Linked DNA regions of Mus musculus: region 1 is linked to region 2. A link is a loop called in an ENCODE intact Hi-C map of the cell type or tissue named here. Cell type or tissue: heart. All regions are shown on one strand. Each heading gives the region's core, and the rest is flanking DNA. Links, peaks and the distances in the headings are about the cores only.

What was found. Peaks named below come from ENCODE experiments on the same cell type or tissue, not always from the same donor. Only the 100,000 strongest peaks of a DNase experiment are listed, where the experiment ranks them.
Region 1: a loop joins it to region 2, with 2.8 times the contacts of the local background. A loop is called at or near these places in 1 of 42 quality-filtered maps.

The regions. Positions count from the first base shown.
Region 1 is chr2:73,906,867-73,917,141 of GRCm38, forward strand. Atp5g3 (ATP synthase, H+ transporting, mitochondrial F0 complex, subunit C3 (subunit 9)) reads right to left here and starts at 4,460. Exons shown (of 5, transcript NM_175015.3): 1 at 4,386-4,460; 2 at 4,089-4,194; 3 at 2,998-3,075; 4 at 2,318-2,511; 5 at 1,581-1,841. The coding sequence starts at 4,127. The coding sequence ends at 1,727. In heart, for the core only: a CTCF peak has its summit at 4,568; DNase peaks (open chromatin) are centred at 3,885 and 4,415; H3K4me3 peaks cover 3,083 bases; H3K27ac peaks cover 2,045 bases.
Region 2 is chr2:73,773,605-73,783,879 of GRCm38, forward strand. It overlaps Chn1 (chimerin 1), which reads right to left and starts at 1,742. Exons shown (of 13, transcript NM_001113246.2): 1 at 1,419-1,742. The coding sequence starts at 1,437. In heart, for the core only: a CTCF peak has its summit at 5,583 (motif pointing right); a DNase peak (open chromatin) is centred at 1,877; H3K4me3 peaks cover 1,902 bases; H3K27ac peaks cover 1,408 bases.

The DNA.
Region 1 (10,275 bases), core at 799-8,798, 130 kb after region 2:
GTGCTCTCATCCACAAAGCCATCTCTCCAGTCCTGTGAAGTTCCTTTATAATTATCGTGGCCACCATCCTAGACTAAGGCCTCTGTGTCTAACAGTTTCCTTGGGGACTGCAACATTCCATCCTGTAGGGAAGTTTCTTAAGCATGAAGGTAAACTCACAAGCTGCAGTGTGCTCTAGGTTTCTAGATTTGTGAGCTGTCATGGGTGCCAGAGTGGGCTTTGGTGATGCGGCTGCCTTTGAGACATCTCTGCTACAGTAACCCCTCACTCATATACGTGTAAATAATCCCAATAAAACTCATTGGTTCAACTTAGGGTTTGGTAGTATCCATACTTGTTTTGCCATGGGTCCCTTACCTGCCATTTCCCCAGGAAATTTCTTGCCACACAACATCCTATTTATCACTAGAAGATCTGCTGTGGTAGCCACTGGTACTGCTGACTTCAAGCCATTCCACACTGGTCTTTTTCTGACCATTCTGGAACTCTAAACTAAGCTGGCCTTCAACTCAGAGATCCAGAGGCCTCTCCCTCCCAGACTAAAGACACGCACAAGCACCAGACCACCTTGGTCTCCTTAAATAATTCTAAACATAGCTCCAAGGGGTTTTGTTTTTGTTTTTTCGAGACAGGGTTTCTCTAGCCCTAGCTGTCCTAGAACTCACTTTGTAGACCAGGCTGGCCTCGAGCTCAGAAATCCGCTTGCCTCTGCCTCCCAAGTGCTGGGATTAAAGGCGTGGGCCACCATGCCCCGCTGTCTGTGATCACATGATAAAACTCATTTATCTGCTAATTTGTGCATTTGTGTGCCAGCCTACCTTTCACCTGTAGCTCACACTGTTTCCTGGCAATGTTTCATGTGCCAGTGCTCTTCTGTTTTTAAGTCTGCAGTTGAGCCACTCACTAGGTGGTCCTCTTGCTACTCAAGGTTTAGCATAAGGTGGAGACAAGCAGTGTTCTCAAGTGATCTCTTCCCTGGAAAATGACTCCCAGCCCTTCCAAACATCTCTGTATGCTTACTCATAACAGTAGGAAACTCACCTACTGGTTTTCTTTCTTTTTTTTCTTATTTTTGGTTTTCGAGACAGGGTTTCTCTATGTAGCCCTGGCTGTCCTGGAACTCACTGTGTAGACTTTGTAGACCAGGCTGGCCTCGAACTCAGAAATCCGCCTGCCTCTGCTTCCCAAGTGCTGGGATTAAAGGCGTGCGCCACCATGCCTGGTTTATGGTAACCATGTAATGAGATGGTTTTGTGCATTTATAACCTTGTTCAAGCACCAATCACCCAAAATGAAACTCCACAACTAACAGTCAGTCACCCACAGTTCCATGCTCCTAGAGTTCCCAATAACTTCTAATTGGCCTAGTCTCTACAAAGTTACCTATTTTATACAAACAAAATCACACTATGGGTCTTTTGCTTGGTCTACTTCACTAAGTGTTTTTCAATGTTTCATATTCATCACTTTTTCAAAACCAGGGTAACTGCTGTACCTTCCTCTGACTTGGACAACCACCTACCTCAACAGATCATCTTTATGATGATCCACACTTATATAAGTACAAATCACAGCAAGAATTAAAGTTTTCATCTTTAATGAAATGACTGTGGAAATAACATATATTTCCATGACACCAGTACTACAGTCTTCGGAGTCACAGCAAGATACACAGAATTACATCCGTAATTACTATGAATGCCAACATTTCAGGCAGTAATTTCTGTTACATGGCAAACAAGATCAAGAACGCAACCATCAAACAAAAGAGACCCATAGCTTCAGACAAGGCAAATCCCAGGATAGCATATGAGAACAGCTGCTGCTTCAGTGAAGGGTTTCTAAAAGAGACACAACACAGATGACTGTTACTGTGAAGCAACGTTGATGTCAGCACATTGGGTAAATGGTAGAGTCAGATATCTAGTATGGGGATCTTTGCAAGTCTCATGGGGGTGCTATCTCCTATACCACTTTGCTTTTGTCTCTCAGAGTATTTTACCCACTCCTAATCATGTGGCATAAAGTCAGGGAGCTATCTTCGTATGCAAATATAAATCCTCAGTTTACACCACCTTGAGGGGTCCTGACATTTGTGATCTCCTTGACTCTCCTGACTGGTTGGAGTTATAGGCGTGTTCCCTAGCCCCTAGCTCTATCCTCACTTATTTAAGTGACCAGTGCACACACAGCTCAGAATATAATGCAAGACACAGCAGACACTTCATTCAAAAGGGCTACCATTATTTCATCATTTCCCTCTTTCCACGTCTACTTTCCCACTGAGTCTTCACCTTACTCTGACAGACATGATTACCTGGCATAACCAATGATAAGACTGCCAAAGACTGTTCCAATACCAGCACCAGAACCAGCAACTCCTACTGTTGCAGCACCTGCACCAATGAATTTGGCAGCAGTATCAATGTCTCTGCTGATTACACTGGTCTGAAACTCCCTTCGGATCAGCTGACACACACCATTCTGGGCCCCATTAAAAACTGTAGAGCCCTGGGAAGAGGAAATAAGGCAAAGGTCAATTCAGTAATCACATTGATTTTAACTACTATAGTGCCAAAACCAGTAACTTCTTTATACTATAGCTTGGTATGAATAAATAATTGTATGGCTCAAGGAAAAAGAAAACCAAGAGCTTGATATAATTCTTATCTCGTATAAGATAGTTAACAAGACCTATACCTCTTAGGATTTTTAAAAGTATAAAACAGAATAATGAATATGCTTTTCAACAAAGCAGGCTTTTTTGGATAACCGTGGCTATTTTAAACACAGATAACTCAAAACTATAAATACAGCCTAAAATATTTATTTGCTAATTCAGAAGGTTGTGCTGGCCAAAAGTTCCTCTCAGTGGCTCACCTTCTATGTATTATTTAATAAAACTGGAAAGAAACCACCCATTAATACACCCCTTCATGATAACAACTCTGTAAGACTTATTGACAGTGTTTCCTAATTTCTGTTATTAATACTCACCTCTCCAGTCCTAGTCTCTGGCCGAGATAACACTGATGCAGAAATTGGTCTATATGCAACTCTGGATCCAGCTCGGATCTATTAATGGAAGGAAAAGAAAGAATTTCAAGTACTAAAGAGTACACATTAGTCTTCAGTGACCTCTTGTGCAACTTTAAACTCTAAAGGAGAAAGCAGAAGAGAACGAACAGATTTATTATCTCTGCAATTAGCATGGCCTTTGGTCATTGTGCATACACAAAGCCAACCTAAAATTTTATGCTAATGAACCATGGAATGTTCTATTTAATCTATCTGTAAACAAAAATCCTAAGACCAATTAGTTACCAAGTGACTGAGTGTTGTGGAAGTTTCAGTAACTGTAGTGCTGTAAATTCAAGTAAGTTATGTGGGCTCATAAGGGTGTCGCTATGATTTTGATCATTTACAACAGTCCAGCAGCTAATGAAGCTCCTACAATTTTCAAAGGATTCCTAAATACCCACTAATTCTAAATTTACTATAGAGTTAAGCATTTTGATGTCAGCTTAACAGCCGTTGCAATACTCTCACTATAAGGACATCTGGCAGTCTGGCTTCTCTGCCCTTGAGTGTCCACGGACACTAAGGTCACAGAAAATCCCTCCAGAACCAGGACCCGATTCTCTAGCACAAATCTTTTAGATTCAGACTTCACTTAAAGCCTCCAAAAAAGCAAGCTTCGGGGCTCCCCAACACCTTTCTCCGCCCACACAAGGAAGCAAAGTCCCTCCCTCTGCAGCGGCGAGTTTGACCTACAGACGCGCACGGGAAACGCTGTGCAGGCAACTAGGCCTCAGCTGCCCCTTCCTGACTTCTCAGCACCCCGACCTTCGCGTCGACCCCAACTCCATAGGGACCGGGCGGTGGGGGAGGGGCGCGCTCCACGAGCAAGGAGGCTGTGACCTACGCCCAGAAGGCCTGTCAGCTAGGCCTCGGGGGGGACACATGGCCGGGAACTGTCTGCGGGCCCCAGGGTTGGGAGGGAGGGAGGGAGGAGAGGACATCGGGGCAAGGGTGAAGGAGAGCCGGTCCCTCGGCGTGAATGCTGGGCCGAGGCCCGGGTTACGCACCAGAGCGGGGGTGCGGGCGAGCTTGGCGCAGGCGAACATCTTTCTTCCTGGCGGCGCGGCGTGGATCTAGGTGACAGGCGACGTGGGCTCCTCTCCCGCTTCCTCTCTGCGGAGCGAAAAGAGGCTTAAGGTCAAGTGTCCCCCCCAGGGGCCTGTCCTTGCCACCCCGGCCCCGAGGGGCCCCGCGCAGGCGGTCAGCGTGGCCGCGTGCCCGGGAAGCGCAAGCCCGGTGGACAGGGCCGGGAGACCCGCTCCGCCCCGGCCCGGGCCCCGCGCCCTCCGTTTACCTTCGCTTACCTCCCGAGGCGGCGGCAGTGGCGGCGGCAGAGGTCGAAGCAGTGGGGCTGGGCGCGCAAGCGCGGTGCGGCTCTTATCCGCGCCGCAGCACCCGGATGGAGAAGGCGGGGGAAGACGCTCAAGGTCACTTTGTAACAACTTTATTGGTAACTCTCAGAGGAGGACAATGACAGGCCCCCTCCGTGACCGGCTGGCGGCCAGTGAAATGAAAAGCACACTGAAGACGACTCTTGGCTTTGTTAGTGTTACTAACGGTGCAGATAATTTTTAGTTGTTGTCGCTATCGCAGACTGAGCCTCGCTCCTTGCACGTGCCAGGCAGGGGTTCTCCCAGGGAGCTACAAGCCGACCCTGATTTGGCTTTTATTTCAAACAGGGTGAGTTGCTCAGGCAGGCCTTGAGCTCAGTATGTAAGTTAGGGAGAACCTTGATCGTCCACTTTCACCCTTCCAAGTAGTTAGCTTCTTCATAACCAACTCCAGCGGGATTATTTCTTTGTAAGACTCTAAAACAGGGTTTTTTGTTTGTTTGTTTGTTTGCTTTTGTTTAAGACGACAAATCTTTTCTCAGAAGACCTACCTAGAAGTCCTGGGAAGAACAAATGACGGTTCAAGAGCTTTGCAACTCTGTAGACTAGGCTAGCCTTCAACTCACAGAAATCCTCCTGCCTCTGTTTTCCAAGTGCTGACATTAAAGCCATGTACCACTGTGTTCTGCTGCCTTCCACCATTATAACTGGGAGAATTAAGAGATAATAATGTATCATCATTTCGGACTAAAAAAGTGCCTGAATAGTTTTCAAAATCTATTCAGCACCCAGTTCTGATAACTTTGAACAAACCAGATGGATGCAGAAATGTCTCAGATAAATGGCTGTAGTTCAACGTCTGGTCTTCTTATTGATTTTTTTAAAATAGTTTTTTTGAGATAATATAATCTCATAGGTTCTCCCCTGTTTTAGGGTTTTAATGCTGTGAAGAGACACCACGACTACCGCAACTCTTAGAAACAAACAAACAAACATTTAATTGGGGCTGGCTTACAGTTTCAGAGGTTTAGTCCATTTTCAGCATGGCAGGAAGCATGGCAGTGTTCAGGCAGACACGGTGCTGGAGACAGAGCTGAGAATAGCTGAAGGAAGAAGGCAGGCAGCCAGAAGAGACCACTGTTAGCCATTATGCTTGCCTTATGCTTCTGAAACCTCAAAGCCTGCACCCCCCCCCCCCCCAGTTACACACTTCCTCCAACAAGGCCACACCTCCTAACGGTGCCATTCCCTATGGACCCGTGGGGGCCAATTTTTTATTCAAACACCACTCCCTCCCATTTCCTCCCCCCTCCTCCTCCTAGACACTTCTTGACTTTTCAAATCTGAGGCCTCTTTTTCTTTAGTTTTATATACATATTTAGTTGTATGTATATATGATATGTTTTTAGATATAAAATTATAACTTGCTCAGTCTGTTTGTTTTAACCATAGCATTTTCTCCAGCCTCAGAAAATCACCATTGTTTTTGTTTTGAACTTGACTATTCTAGATCCTTCATCTAAGTCCTGCATTATTTGTCTCATTGTAACTAGCTGCTGTTTCTTTTAGTTCATTACATTTATTTATTTATTCTGTGCATATGTGAGGGCAGACAGATGTGTGTATAGGTGCATATGCCACAGTGTGCATGCAAAGGTCAGAGAACAGATTGAGGGAGCCAGGGCTCTGTCCTCACCATGCGGATTCCAGGGATTGAATTCAGGTCGACAGGTGTAGGGCCAAGCAAGCACCTTGACCCACTGAGGCATCTCACAGCATACTCCTGCTTTTCTTTTTTTATTATTTCTTTAATGTATATGAACACACTGTAGCTGATTTCAGATATACCATGTGGTTGCTGGGAGTTGAACTCAGGGCCTCTGGAAGAGCAGACAGTGGTGCTCTTAACCCTCCAGCCCCATTTCTTGGTTATTTTTGAGACAGGATTTCTCTCTCTCTCTCTCTCTCTCTCTCTCTCTCTCTCTCTCTCTCTCTGTGTGTGTGTGTGTGTGTGTGTAGGCTTGGCTGTCCTAGAACTCACTTTGTAGACTAGGTTGGCCTCAAACTCACAGAGATCCTCCCGCCTCTGCCTCCCAGGTGTGGGGATCAAAGTTTTGTGCCTCCACAGCTAGACAGTTGCCCTTTTCTTAAGGTCAAGTTTTGGATTTTGAGATTGGATCTAGTCATACAGTCCATGCTGGCTTGGAACTTTGTATTCTCCTGCTTCAGTCTTGAGAGTCCTGGGTCACAGCACCTAGTTAAAGACTGATGTCTTTCACACAGCAGATGTTTTTATTGTTTATCCAGGTTGAGACATGTGTCAGAATATTTTTCTTTTCTAAGGCTGGATAATGTCCATATGTATGTATGTATGTATGTATGTATGTATAGATGCATGCATCACACATGGATTAACCATTCACTGGTGAAGGACACTTGGGCTGCTACTACTCTTTGGCTATTGTGAATAATGCTACTATGATCATAGTTGTAACAATACATCTGAGTCCCCACCTTGAATTATTTTGGATACATAGCACAAAATACTGGATCATATAATAATTATATTTTAAAAGGACATGCTGTCTTTCACAGTGGCTATACCATTGTATATTTCTAAAGTAAATACAAGGTTTCCAGTTCCTCCATATTCTTACCACCATGCACGCTCACTCCTGCTTTTTCTCTACTCTCTTTTCTTTTCTCTTCTCTCCCTTTCTCTCTTCCCTTTTCTATCTCTGTCTTTCTCCTTCTCCTTCTCTCTCCTCTTTCCCTCCCTTCCTTCCTTTCTTCCTGACAGGGTCTAATGTATCCCCATCTGGCCTGAAACTTGCTCTGTAGCCAAGGGTTACTGCGAACTGCTAGTTATTCATAAAGGAGACAGTATGTTGGAGGGAACAAGAACAGAAACTAAACTTGGTTATTGTTGTTGTTGGCACAGGGTCTCCACATAGTTCTGGCTATCTTGGAACTCACTATGGAGACCACAGCTGGTCTCACAGGTGTTCATCTGCCTTTGCCTCTTTTTTTTTTTTTTTTTGGTAAGATTTATTTATTTTTATTATATGTAAGTACACTGTAGCTGTCTTCAGACACTCCAGAAGAGGGAGTAAGATCTCGTTACGGATGGTTGTGAGCCACCATGTGGTTGCTGGGATTTGAACTTCGGACCTTCGGAAGAGCAGTCGGGTGCTCATACCCACTGAGCCATCTCACCAGCCCCTGCCTTTGCCTCTTAAATGCTGAGATTAAAGTCATTGGTCACCATGCCCAGCTCCAGAAAATAGACTTTATGAATACTGCTCTGTAGATATGAATTTGGAACCATAGAAATCACTTACAAAGTTAATGTTTTGAAAATCCCTAGAAATTGAAAATATGCAGAATGAATGAATTTAGTTATATCTACTTGGTAGTCCCAACTACACAGGATAAATGCGGAGTTTTAATACAGGCCTAAGAAGCCAGCTCCTGTTCAGTCCGTTCTTGCACACTGGCTTCCTTGATTTTCAAAAGTGCTAAGAACACTGCACTCCAGAGAGCTGCTTTATTGTTGCCGTTTCTTTTGTTTGGAATAAGTTTTCTTCTGATAGCTGCTTAGCTCTTCTTTCCGTATTACTCAGGTCTTTGGTCAATTGTTATGTCTTAGGACTTCCTGGATCCCTTACATACATTTCTTTCTTTCTCTTTCTTTCTTTCTTTCTTTCTTTCTTTCTTTCTTTCTTTCTTTCTTTCTTTCTCTTTCTCTTTCTCTCTCTCTCTCTCTCTCTCTCTTTCTTTCTGTTTTGGGAGAGGAGTGTTTCAAGACAGGATCTCTCTCTTTCTTTCTTTCTTTCTTTCTTTCTTTCTTTCTTTCTTTCTGTTTTGGGAGAGGAGTGTTTCAAGACAGGATCTCTCTCTCTCTCTCTCTCTCTCTCTCTCTCTCTCTCTCTTTCTCTTGATTTATTTATTTATTATGCATAAGTACACTGTAGCTATCTTCAGACACTCCAGAAGAGGGCATCAGATCTTGTTATGGATGGTTGTGAGCCACCATGTGGTTGCTGGGATTTATACTCAGGACCTTCGGAAGAGCAGTTGGTGCTCTTGACAGCTGAACCATCTCTCCAGCCCCAAGGTTTCTCTTTGTAGCCCTGGCTGTCCTGAAACTCACTATATAGATCAGGTTGGCCTTGAACTCAGAGGTCTGCCTTCTTCTGCTTCCTGAGTGTTTTTACCACCAATGCCTGGTTGTCTTTTTTCATCTTAAAACATGTTTATTTTGTATTTATTTTAATTTAAAAATACTTATTTTTATTTATTATGTACAAGTGTTTTGCATGTGTGTGTGTGTGTGTGTGTGTGTGTGTGTGTGTGTGTGTATACTTAGTGGCAAAGGAGGTCAGAAAAGAATATCAACCCCCCCTGGAACTGGATGGTAATGAGACATCATGTGGGCACTGGGAATGAAACGTGGGTCTTCTGTAAGAACAGCAAATGCACAAACTTAGCCACTGAGCTTTCTTTTTGTTTTTACTTTTATTAATGTGTCTGTCTGTATGCCTGGGTGAATTTCTGCTGTGTGTGAAGGTACTCGTGGAAGTCATTGTAGGGTATTGGATGCCTTGGAGCTGGAGTTACAGGTGGCGGTAAGCCGCTGACATGCGCGCTCGGAAGAGCAGGAGCCGCTGACAGGCGCCCTGGGAAGAGCAGGAGGCACTTCAGAGCTCCCGTTCTTCTCTACAGATCCTCTTTCTTCATCTTCATTTATTGCTTGCTTTTTTGGTTCTCACAGAGCATGGGTCCCCAAGAGATTTTGTTGTGCTTATTGCTGTATCCACAGTTAAAAAACAAAAATGCTTGGCTTACTAATCCATTAATTAATTTGAGCAGTCAGCAAATTATTGAGCAATAAGGTTGAGGAATACAGAAATTGTTTATCTTTTATTTTCATCTGTCTGTATTATTTGATATATAGTAAAATGGACAGCTTAAAAATGTAAAAATCAGTGTGTTAGGAATTTTTCAATAATTCACAGTGATCAATAACATATTATATTCTCTATTGTGTTTACATTAATAGAAACAAAGGTTAGCGTGATGAAATAAATACTAAATTTCAGGTCTTAGTGATGGACTTGGATATACTTTAGGCAGTAGCCCTACTCAATATTCTTTAACTTATATTCAAACTCCTAATAATGTATATAGGAGTAAGCTATCTGTGTTTGAAAATATCATGTGTCTGTTTGCATGGCTTCTTTATGTTGGTTAGAAGTATTTTGTACACAGGGAGGTTTTACATAAATTTCAACGGGTTTGTATTCTATTTTATTTTATTTTAGTTTTTTGAAAACCAACTGTTAGTGTAAGTTCCCATTCTTCCTTGAAAAATCAAGACCATTTTTTTTTAAAAGAAGACTTGGATATTTAACATATACTTAAGGTATGAGAATTTTTATAGCACTAACAAAATATCTGAGAGAGTCATTTCTTCTTTTTTAATTAAAAATATTTTCAAATAGGGTGTGTGTGTGCATGTGCATGTGAATGTATGGTGGGAGGGTGTCTGATGAGGCTCCAAACATGGGGTCCCCCTGGAGCTGCCTGATATGGGGGTATTAGGAGCTGAATTCTGATCCTCTGGAAGAGCAGTACATATTCCTAGTCACTGAGCCAGACCCAAGAGAGTTCTTTCCGCCATTTTCCCCTATCTAGTCCCTGGGAGGTATTTATGGGTACATTACCAGCCCCCATGTTATGTGATTATAGAGCTACTCTATCAATTAAGGAATTCTGGGGCTTCCATATTATGCAAATGCCTTATGCTGATTAATGTTCATTTTTGAATCCACGTCTGGATCATTATGGCCTTATAAAGGGG
Region 2 (10,275 bases), core at 1,384-9,383:
TATCAAAACACTGAAACCAAGTCATTCCTGCTGAGGGACGGGAACAGTTTCCCACACAGGTAACAATTTCATGCCCTTCTTTTACTTATTTCCACCTAGGTAAAGGCTTACAAGCTAAAAATCTTTTAAAAAGTGTATTGTGTCCCCAGTTTAACTGCCTTGCTTATCAGGAATGTCAGTGTTCTAGAAAATACTAGATGAGTACAATTTACTTTGAAACCCTTAAAAAATGCAGAATATGTCATTAGAAACCCGGACAGATCAATTGTTCCAATACAGTCTGAAGATTTCCTCTGGAAATCTTACTGCTGTGCATTCGCTGCAACAGTTGCTAACCAGCCACAGCCATTGCTTCTAAAGAAAATATAAGCTAAGGGTACAGTCTTATAGCATTTGTAACCTTTGTACAAAAAAGTCCCCATTTCCATTAAATAATGCAGATTAAATACAAGGTAAAGTAAAGATATTATTTTCCAGAGAAAGAAGAAACAGAAGTAACTGATGCCAGCAGCTGAATTCACTTGGAGGTATTTACAACAAAAAGCATTTATGGTATGTGACAACATAACTGTGCCTGGTCAGATGACATAATTAAAACTTAACTGGAAACTGGATATGCCGAATAACTTGTGAGAAATGTGCTTGGATATTAATAATAGGTTATTCCTAATACATCATTGCACCTTCCTACTTTGAAAAACTGAATTCTTTGCAAATCTAAGTTTTGACATACTGAGTTCTCTTGAAATGATGTACCAAGGTCTGTTTTTTGTAAAAGAAAAAGAAATGTCCCTTTTCAGTGCTTTTCCCCCAACCCACTGTCATTGCAAACTGTCTTAGCCATTGAAACAATAGTGTTAAGTAACTACATCCACAAAATATCACTTCCCAAACAATACAGTTACCTTACAGTAACCAACTTTCTTCTGCCCTCTTTCCTCAGAGCACACATTTTAACCAATAACAAATTAGGTTCACATATTATTCTTGTTTCCAATGCAATGTACCAAGTCCCCCCAAAATGCCCAACAATCCAACAGGAAGCAACACACGGACGGGGCAATTCTAGAGAAGCTAGGGATGCTCTCGCATCTTATTCAAAATAATAATAACAATAATAATAATAAACTTTCCAGGATCTTTATTTACCGACTTAGGGAAAATTGGTTTGCAAACAACTAGCCAACTTCCCTCTCAAGTTGGTATGTGAGAGAGGCACGGTGTGTTCACCCCGACCCCAGGACTGGCCCGGGAGCTCACGCCCATTGCCCTGCCTGAGAGGAGACAATGGGAGCGGCGCGCGGGGCCGCGCTCCAGGAGCCCCGACAAGGCGGCCCGCCCGCCCCGCGCCCCCCCAAGCCCGCACGCGACTCCGGGGCGCGGCCCACCCGCGGCGGGGAGCCGGGGACGGCACTCACCGAACAGGGTCAGAGCCATGGTGGAGCCGCGCCGCCCAGCGCTCCTCGCTCCCGCGGCGGCCGGCAGACGGCACCTCGGCGGGGCGGCGGCCCGGGGGGCGTGGCGCGGAGGCCGCGGGGGGCCGCAGCGAGGAAAAGTTACGCGCGCGTTAGCGAGGGGCGCGCCCGGCCCGCGGCAGCCCGGCAAGCCGCCGCGCGCCCGCACCTGTCGCCGCCATGGGCCCGCGGGGCGCGCGCGGGCGGGCGGACCTGAGGCGCGACCGGCCGGGCGGAGCGACGGCGGCCGGCGCTCACCGCGCACCCCGCGACCTCGCCGACGCCATCTTGCCAGAGCGCGCCGCATTCCCGCCAGCCCCTCGGGCGGCCGAGCGCGCGTTACCATGGCAACGGGCGCGCGCACGGCCCACGGGGACGCGCCCCATCCGCCGCGCCTAGAGTGAGGCTGCGCCCCCCACCCCAAGCCCAACAGGCGCACCCCCGGGGCGACGGCAACAGCCGCCCCGGGCTAAGCGGGTGCAGCTCCTGAAATCCCGGGATTTTTCTTGAATGGGATGGGATGAGAGAGCAGAGCGGAGGATGCTCGGGCTCGCGGGCAGGCGGGGTCTCCTGAGGACCAGGGTTCGTCTGAGGATAGAGCTCCTGCCGGCGCCCTCAGGGTTAACCGGCGAGCGGTCCCTGCCTGTGAATGCTGCTAACATTCCCTTGGGTTGGTGGAGCCCCTCTTGTTTCCGATCTGTATACCCGGAATCGGGTAATTGAAATGCATCGGGAATTATCTAAAATAACTGTTAGAAGGCAGGTGCTTAAAGCCACTGTGTCTTTTTTTTTTTTTTTTTTTTTTTTTTTACGTTATACCTTGTGGATGTTGTCTAAGGGAAACATCAGCGTTCCTCGCTGCCTGGCGAGTCTCTGCCACAAAAGATTCCCCGGAGCTTTTGGGTTTTATCTGACAATCACAGGCACTGTCTCTAGCTCTGGTGTTTTCTACTCGCCTTGTCGTCGCCTTAATTAGCGAGAGGGCATCCAACGCTTGAGGGTTTGGATTTTTGTTTGTTTGTTTTTTAAAGGCTCAACTGTGATGTTTTTCACTTTATTTCTCGTTGCTACCTTTGTTCTGTATAAAAATAGTCCTTTTCCCTCCTACTTTCTCTGTCTAGGGTTTGTTAGTGTTTGGGTGTGTAATCGTGTTTGTTTAATCTTCAGTCCTCATTTTCTCCTGCGTGCACTTCTTGTTTTGCAGGCTCCTCGCGTTCCCTGGTGTCATTTTTCCTCTTTTCTCTAAATTTCAACTAGTTATTGTGTTATTTAATATATCTCAGGAATCAAATCTTTATAAAACGCTAATTACTACCTCAAACAGAGTGCAGCTAATCAATCATCATTTCACAGCACACTCAAGCATCAGAAAAGAAGAAAAGCCGGTAGAAAGGAGGAGCCAAGCCTTTTGTTTCAAGCCAGTTAACTCAAAAAAGAAAGAAATATTAAAATAATCAGCCTGAGTGAACAAACGTCTAGGCACCTGATCTTACATTAAATAGATTTTCATTAGCTACTGGTATAAAAATATTTCTTGGAATCACCAACATTTTACAACATTATTTTCAATAATCTCCTTTTGATTTTATGCACTCCTCCCTTTTTTTCTTGAGAAAAAAAAATTACAGTTCATCAAGATAAATGAAAATTCAAGAAGGCTTTGTTGGACAGATTTTACAGCCATGATAGTATCTCTGCTGATCCAATCTGCAACCAGATAAATCAGTATCTAGAGAGCCCATTGTCTCAACCAGGAGTATCTAGAAGAAATACTTCCCTTCTTCCTAGAAAAGTACACATAAGCACACCAAAAAAATTTTTTTCACATCTAAAAACAAAAACTTTTTTAAAATCTTTCATTGAAATTTGAACAGATTTAAAGAAAAAAAAGAACAATTTAAGGATCCCCACCACCACCACCACCACCACCACCACCACCACCAATGTGTGCTTATTTAGTGGCAACCAAGAGGAAAAGCTGAGTCTTCTGCAGTTCTCCCAGACAACCTCCTTCACCACCCATCCCCCAAGCCTTTAGAGCATGTTTGGTTTGAATTTAAAAAGGAAAATCTGTTTACCATTAGAAGCAAAGAAGCAAGGTGGATTCTTTGTCCTCAGCGGTTTTACATTTGTGGGTCGACTTCAAGTTCAGGAGATTACAACTTGCCCTGAGTCTTTATTCACAAGCAGCTCTCTTCGGGACTGTATGTCCATGGAGGTTAAGAACCGAAAAGTGTTTATTTTCTTAGTTCAATTTAATGAGAGTTACCAGAGCACCAAGCCTTTGGATGTGAGAGTTCAGTTTGCTGGAGTTTTCTCTGCCTGTTGAGGAGTTACTCTGAGGATCAGTAAGAGGGCACTTAGTACCCCTCTGCTGTGATTCACCCACTGTGCAGCCAAGCTCTAGTTACCAGACCAACATTTCACTTTTTACTAACAGCAACCAAACAGAGCTAAGTCCAGTAATGGACCCAGCTTAGACTTTAGAGGAGACCTTCCCATTGCCTTCCTCTTGTCTATACAATACCTTGATAAAGCCACACTCAATAGAGACAGCTGTTTTTAAGAAACTATTGGAAATAATGATTAAAGTGAGTGTTGGCATCTTCTCAGAGCATCTAGCTCTTGCAAGGGACGTTTTCCCACTGACTTCTCTAGCAAACAAAATGCTTTCCACACTCAAAGTGTTCCCTCTTATAAGTAGTATTGGTGCTTATAATGTCACCCTAGCCATTAAGAAATAGTGTGCCTCTTTGCTTGCTTAGTTGGAAATAAAGCAGTAGCCTCCTACTTCACATTCAATGTGAGGAGAGTGTTAACTACCCAGAAGTGATTATTATGGGTGGTGACTTTGGTCATTTATAAACAAGGCAAAAAACGAATTTACTTTTCAAAACACACACGCTTCGTTCAAAAATTTAATTGTGACTTAGCAGGAAAGTAGAAGAGCCAGTCTGTTTGTAGTGCGGCTACTAAATGGCTGTTCAGTTTTAAACAAGGCTTTGGCTCTCTCTGTCCTTACCTCCCTCATTCATAAAATGAGAGGATGAAACCATGGGAGTTGATCAAGTCTGACATCCTTCTTGGTTGTGTCTGCCACAGGGATCTTTAACAGTCTTTAAGTGGATTGTGGATAAACTGGAAGATGATTGAATCTTTAACATATTTAAAGCAGTGTTCATGTAAAGTTCCTAAATGCTCAATGTAACCAAGAAGTCACACTTCTTAGAGCACCAACTCTCTTCTCTCACTAGTAATGGATTACACAACAGTGCTACATTTACAACATAAAGGAATCTTTTCCAGTCTCAGCAGTATTAAAATTGAATGTATGCTGAGAAATCTATTTTAAATTTACTAAAATAGTTTCTCACTTCTATCCAAATTCTGTTGAGTAAACAGAACTTAGACAATCCTTTAAAAGCGTTTTTGCATCGTGAACTAATGGCTTACTGGAGGGTTTTAGGTTTTCTTTCTTTCTTTTTTTTTTTTTTTTTTTTTTTACTCATTTAGCTTCATTCCCGTTGGTAAACATTGATTTGTTCTTCAGTTTTGAATGAAGCAGAAATTAATGAGGCAGCGTCTGTCTCACAATAACAAGTTAAAATTATAGTGCTTTATCTTGTCAACACAGCTTTAAACACTGGAATACCAGCCATATTAGCACAGTTCCCAAAATAGTGCAGAAGCTTGTTGTTAAAGGGAAAAGGTTGCGCAGTTTGTTTCTGCTAATTTGATAGAAGCATTTTCTATACCTCAGCATAGCAATTACAAAGGTTGGAATTATTTCTTAAATGTTAACACAGCCTGACCATATGTAGCAGCTCCGTCCTGTGTTCATGTTAGCAACTGGCAGCTTTGTTTCCACTGTGTGAATTAGTTTGAGGTGAGTTTCGTTTGCTATTGGTTCCTTCTCAGGTTTTCTGAATAAACACTACATGATATTCGTGGCATTTGGTGACTTTGAAGTATCATTTTAAAAGGACAAAGCTTTATGCATGCAAAAGTAACTTAGACACACGTGCCTTGAACATAGGAATTCAGATGGAAATCTAGAACTAGAGAGAGAGTGTGCATCACAAACTATAAAATTGGCCATTACACTTAAATAATTTAAATTAGTGTTCAGAAGAATTGATTGTGTTCTATTGACCACCAGAGGGTGCCTATATTATATCCACTGGAGTAATATTGTGCCTTAGAAATGGTCTGAAATTCCATCCAAGAAAAGTATATAAGAAACCATAAGAATTGAAGCCAAGATTTTGCTACACAATGCTTACTCTCATCAAAATTATGCTAAAAGGCCATCTGGCTTCTTGTGGCGTGCCACTGAGGAGAGACTAAGGCCTTCCAAGTTAGGCAAACCAACCAGCACTTGGGCAGCTCTGTGATTGGGAAGGAGGGGAAGCAACAAGAAGGGGCATTAAATTCGAAATGAGAATAACCCGGGATAATGAGTTTCTTCTTACTCAGCAAGAAGAGGGGATCTCAGGTCCCTGGGTGATAGAACCTGGGGATTACTAAACCACCAAGGTTAGAATGGTCTAAGAGGCACAGGTGCTTCTAAAAAGTGTGATAGTTTGTATCAAAATCACCAGTGGACAGAGGATTGGGAGAAGGAACAAGAAGGGGGAGGGGAAGGTCTACTTTTAATTTTGCTTTGAATAAATGTTTTTAAAATAATGCTTATTTTCTGGTAAATAGTATAACAGATCTCCTGGGATTTTTTTTTATAGACTCAGCATCAAGTATATTTTCAAATACATGTTAGATAAAAGCGCAATGATTTGGCTGCCAGTAGGTTTTTGTTCTATCCTACAATCATATTATAGTATGTTAAGCCAGCATTGCTATTCAACTGTATTTTTCTGAGGTTACCAGGCATATCTAATGCACAGTGTGGCTAAATGTCTATTTAACTGGGGCAGTTGGATTTCTGCCAGGTTTGCTCGAGAGTATATAATCGGATTTGGCTACAAATCAAATCTCCCTAACATGGCCGTGGTTTTTCTGACGAATGTGGGTGTCCACAGTGAGGGTGACTTATTCAGGGTGATTACATTGGGAATTTAATCAGCACGATGCCTATGGTCCCTGGGTAAAAATTAAATTTCTCGTTAGTAGAAAGCTGAAAGGGATATAGTGAGTTTCCATGATTAAAATCAGAGTCTGTTCCTATGATAGAGTTTTCACAACGCTCTTTTGTATCCAGTCGTCTAGGACTTTCCCAGACATTTGTGACAATGAGCAGATTTAAATTCACGCATCCGTCTCTCATCCGTTCAGCAAACGTACCGTTGATATACAAGACCTCATGCAAAATTCTGGCCTAAGAACCCAAGATTATCTCTTCAGATCTGCTAAGGTGTCTTGAGGACTCAAGCTTGCCTTGAGAGATGATGAATTACGCAAACAGTCAGCACTGGATACACAGAGATTAGGTTGAGGAATATGAGGAAATCCTGAGCAAAGCAGGCAGGACCCGGCTGTGCCCAGGAACTCTTTGAGGAATGGGGACATAGGGAAGGTGCGGGATGCAGGCGGGGCTGCCGAGCTGATGGATCTTAACATTGCTTTATGAACTCTGCCTACTTTCTACAAACATTTAAGACAACTTGGAATTTGAATCTATTATATACAATTCTGCCTTGAAACTGTTCTCACTGCCCCATTTGTGTTTGTATGTCGCTGAATCTCCCTGCTGATGAGCCAAGTTGGGTGATGCGCCAATGCATGAATCCCCACAGAGGCAGAAAGTGAACCAGTGCCAGCCACTGGTTGTGCTAAGGCAGCATGGTTGAGATGAGCCAGGACACAGTCGAGAAGAGAGCAGGGGGTGGGCAGACCATGTTCACACCTTCTAGGTTATTCTTAGGATTAAACAAAGCCAGAATGGACATTAAACAAATGATTTCATCTTCTCTCAGTGTGGAGTATCTTCCTCGGTATTCAATAAAAGCCAGTTTTCCCCTGAAGTAAAGGACCTGAATCTTATGCCAGGTCCCTTCTTCTCAAAGCATTGTCATCTCAGTGAATGAGGCCTTTTCTATCTCACAGTATTTGCTTCCCATCTAAACACATAAAGATGGTGCCACAAATAACAAGCTTACTAGAAATCACAGTTGAGCTTAGTTATTTGACAAGTGTGTTTGTCTACTACACAGTGCCAATCAGACTGTCAGATCCTTTTCATTAGATGGGCAAGTGTACATTATGCCAATCATTGGCTTGTAACTACGTCATTCACCATAAAGTAAATAGATGCTGGGTCCTCCAATAGCCCATCTCTGCAGAAAGTTGCACCTAGCATAAGTATTTTGTAAAAATTATAGACTTTCCCAGGTATGATGGTACACACCTTTAAACCCAGCACTTGGGAGGCAGAGGCAAGGCCAGCCTACTCTATACAATGAGAGCCTGTCTTAGAAACAATCAATAACAGGGTTTATCGGTATTTCATTTTCTAAAGATACCACACATGAATACATGAGCAGTATAAAACTCCTTGTCTCTGTTTCTCTGTGTGTGTCTGTGTGTCTCTCTCCCTCTCCCTCTCCCTCTCCCTCTCTCTCTCTCTGCCATAACCCACAGTTGACCTACAGCAAAGCACATTTAACCCCACAAATCCCACCCACCCACCCCAGCCCCTTTAGCTTTTCCTGCCGCACTCCCCATCCCTGTCTTCCTGGTTATTACTCAGCTTGCTCTCTGTATGCTGTTTGCTGTCCTTCACCTTCAGCGATTGCTCTTAACTACCCCTGGGACCTAGGAAATGACCCCACAAGCAAAACTCTCCCTCTTGTTCTCTGACTCTTGGCTCTAGCTCTAGCCTCACTAATCTGTTGTGTACCACTCAAACACTGTGACATCTTTTTTTTTTTTAATTAGAAAGTGAAATGGTAAGAAAGATGGTCCAGATTGAAAAAAAAAAAAATCCAAAAATCTGTAAAGAGAAAAATGTAAGGGTTGGGGCTAGTGTTTTTCTATGCATGGGGCCCTGGGGTTGAGCTCCAACCCCATGAAATAAATCATTTCTACGGGCTGGCCAACCTGAAATTCTTGTCTTCAGAACTCTCTGGAAAATGGTGACTGATGGGAAACGGCTGACTCAGCTGTACAGAGAGGGAAAGGAAGAATAAAAAGGGGTCCTCCTGAGCCTGTCCATCATTAGTCTATCAGCACCCCCGAGACAATTAGAAATTAAGCTAGTAAGTCCTTCAGCAGATGAACGACTGGGTAGAATTGGTGTTACCAAGAAGAAGCAAGAATACCCTAGGGTAGAGCAATTTCCTATCCATTGTTCCTAGTCAGGAGAGAGCTGGCTGATTCCCTTCCTTTCTGATCTTGGTGCAGCCTAATTGCCAGGCTTTATTTAAGGGTTTGATAAGGTTTGAGCTGTGAAGGAAAGCCATATGTCACAGGGAATGTCTTCCTGTGTTTCTTCTGAAGAACAATGCAAGTTGTAGAAAGATGACCTCCATCGACAGGATGACATAATGTGCTCTTCCCAACCAAAAGAGGAAACCGTGCAGAGTGAGCTTTTCACGCCTGCCCGGACTTCACAGGCAGACTTTCTGTCTACCACCCTTTTCTGTCCTCGGTGCATTATGTCACATTTTCCCCTGCACTCAAGCCAAGGTTCCTTCTGTGTAAAAAGCCTTTTTAAAAAACCAACTACGATGGGACATATTTTGATTCCATTGACTCCATTGCCTAATGGAATGACTAATTCATTCCTTCAAGCTTATCTCTTTGTACAGTCAAACCCTGTAGGGAAGCGCTGGCGTCACTTGTCACACAGTGAGCAGGCATCCCTTAGTCCCAATCACCGAGACACTTCAGGGCTTTAACCCAGCTCCTTCTTTCTCTCTTGCACTGAGACTTAGAGTTTGTGTAATTAAAAAAAACTTCCCATCGGTTCTGCGAGCTCTCAACCGCTTTCACATCTGAGCATCCTGCGGCAGTTTAAGGAATGCAGAGAATTAGATGCTTGTTTAAAATAAGGCAAGCAAACAAGTTAGATGTCAGATAGACAGACCGACACTATCCAGCCAACAAGATAGGTGACAGACAGACAGACACTGTCCAACTAAGCCCTCAAAGCATCCATGTAAATTCAGATTCACCAGGAAGCTACCTCACCCCAAAGTACTTCTCATTTATCTGGGCTCACAGAGAACTCTTTAAATATGGGACTTAATGCAGTTTACATTCTATGTGTCATAATTATTTAAGTATTTATGCAAATATGTTTTTTATTCTTTCTCTTCCTCCTTTTGCCTGTCCCATCCTGGGCCCTTAAGACCAAGCTCTTCTTACTATTGAGGTTTGCTTTATATTCCCCAGCTAATAGATTCTCAGCAAGTAGCAATCGGATGAACTGGTAAATACATTAACTAACATATATATGGACATTAACACTGATTGAAGCTGGCTGTGAGTGGACTAGATCTCATAGCAGGAGGATGCTAGGATATGGCTAACCTCTGCTCAGTGGTTTGCTCCAGCCAACAGTTGTGGTAAATGCTGCATGGTTGCATGCTAAAAAGCTGAGGTGAGCCAGAATGCAGAAGGTTAGCTATGCCTGCGGGGTATTTGCTTTCCTGTTTAGTTCATTTGCAGGTCAGTGGACCAAGCTTTGCAAAGTCAAGTCAATTTTTTTTTTAAATGAAGGCCAGAAATAATACCTACATTTTCTTTTTAAAACGCTACTTTCAGGACCTGCTGGCTCATACCTTACATCTTAGCACTTGGGAGACTGTGATCTTTTGGCAGATCTCTGAGTTCAAGGACAGTCTGGTCTACATTGTGAAACAAA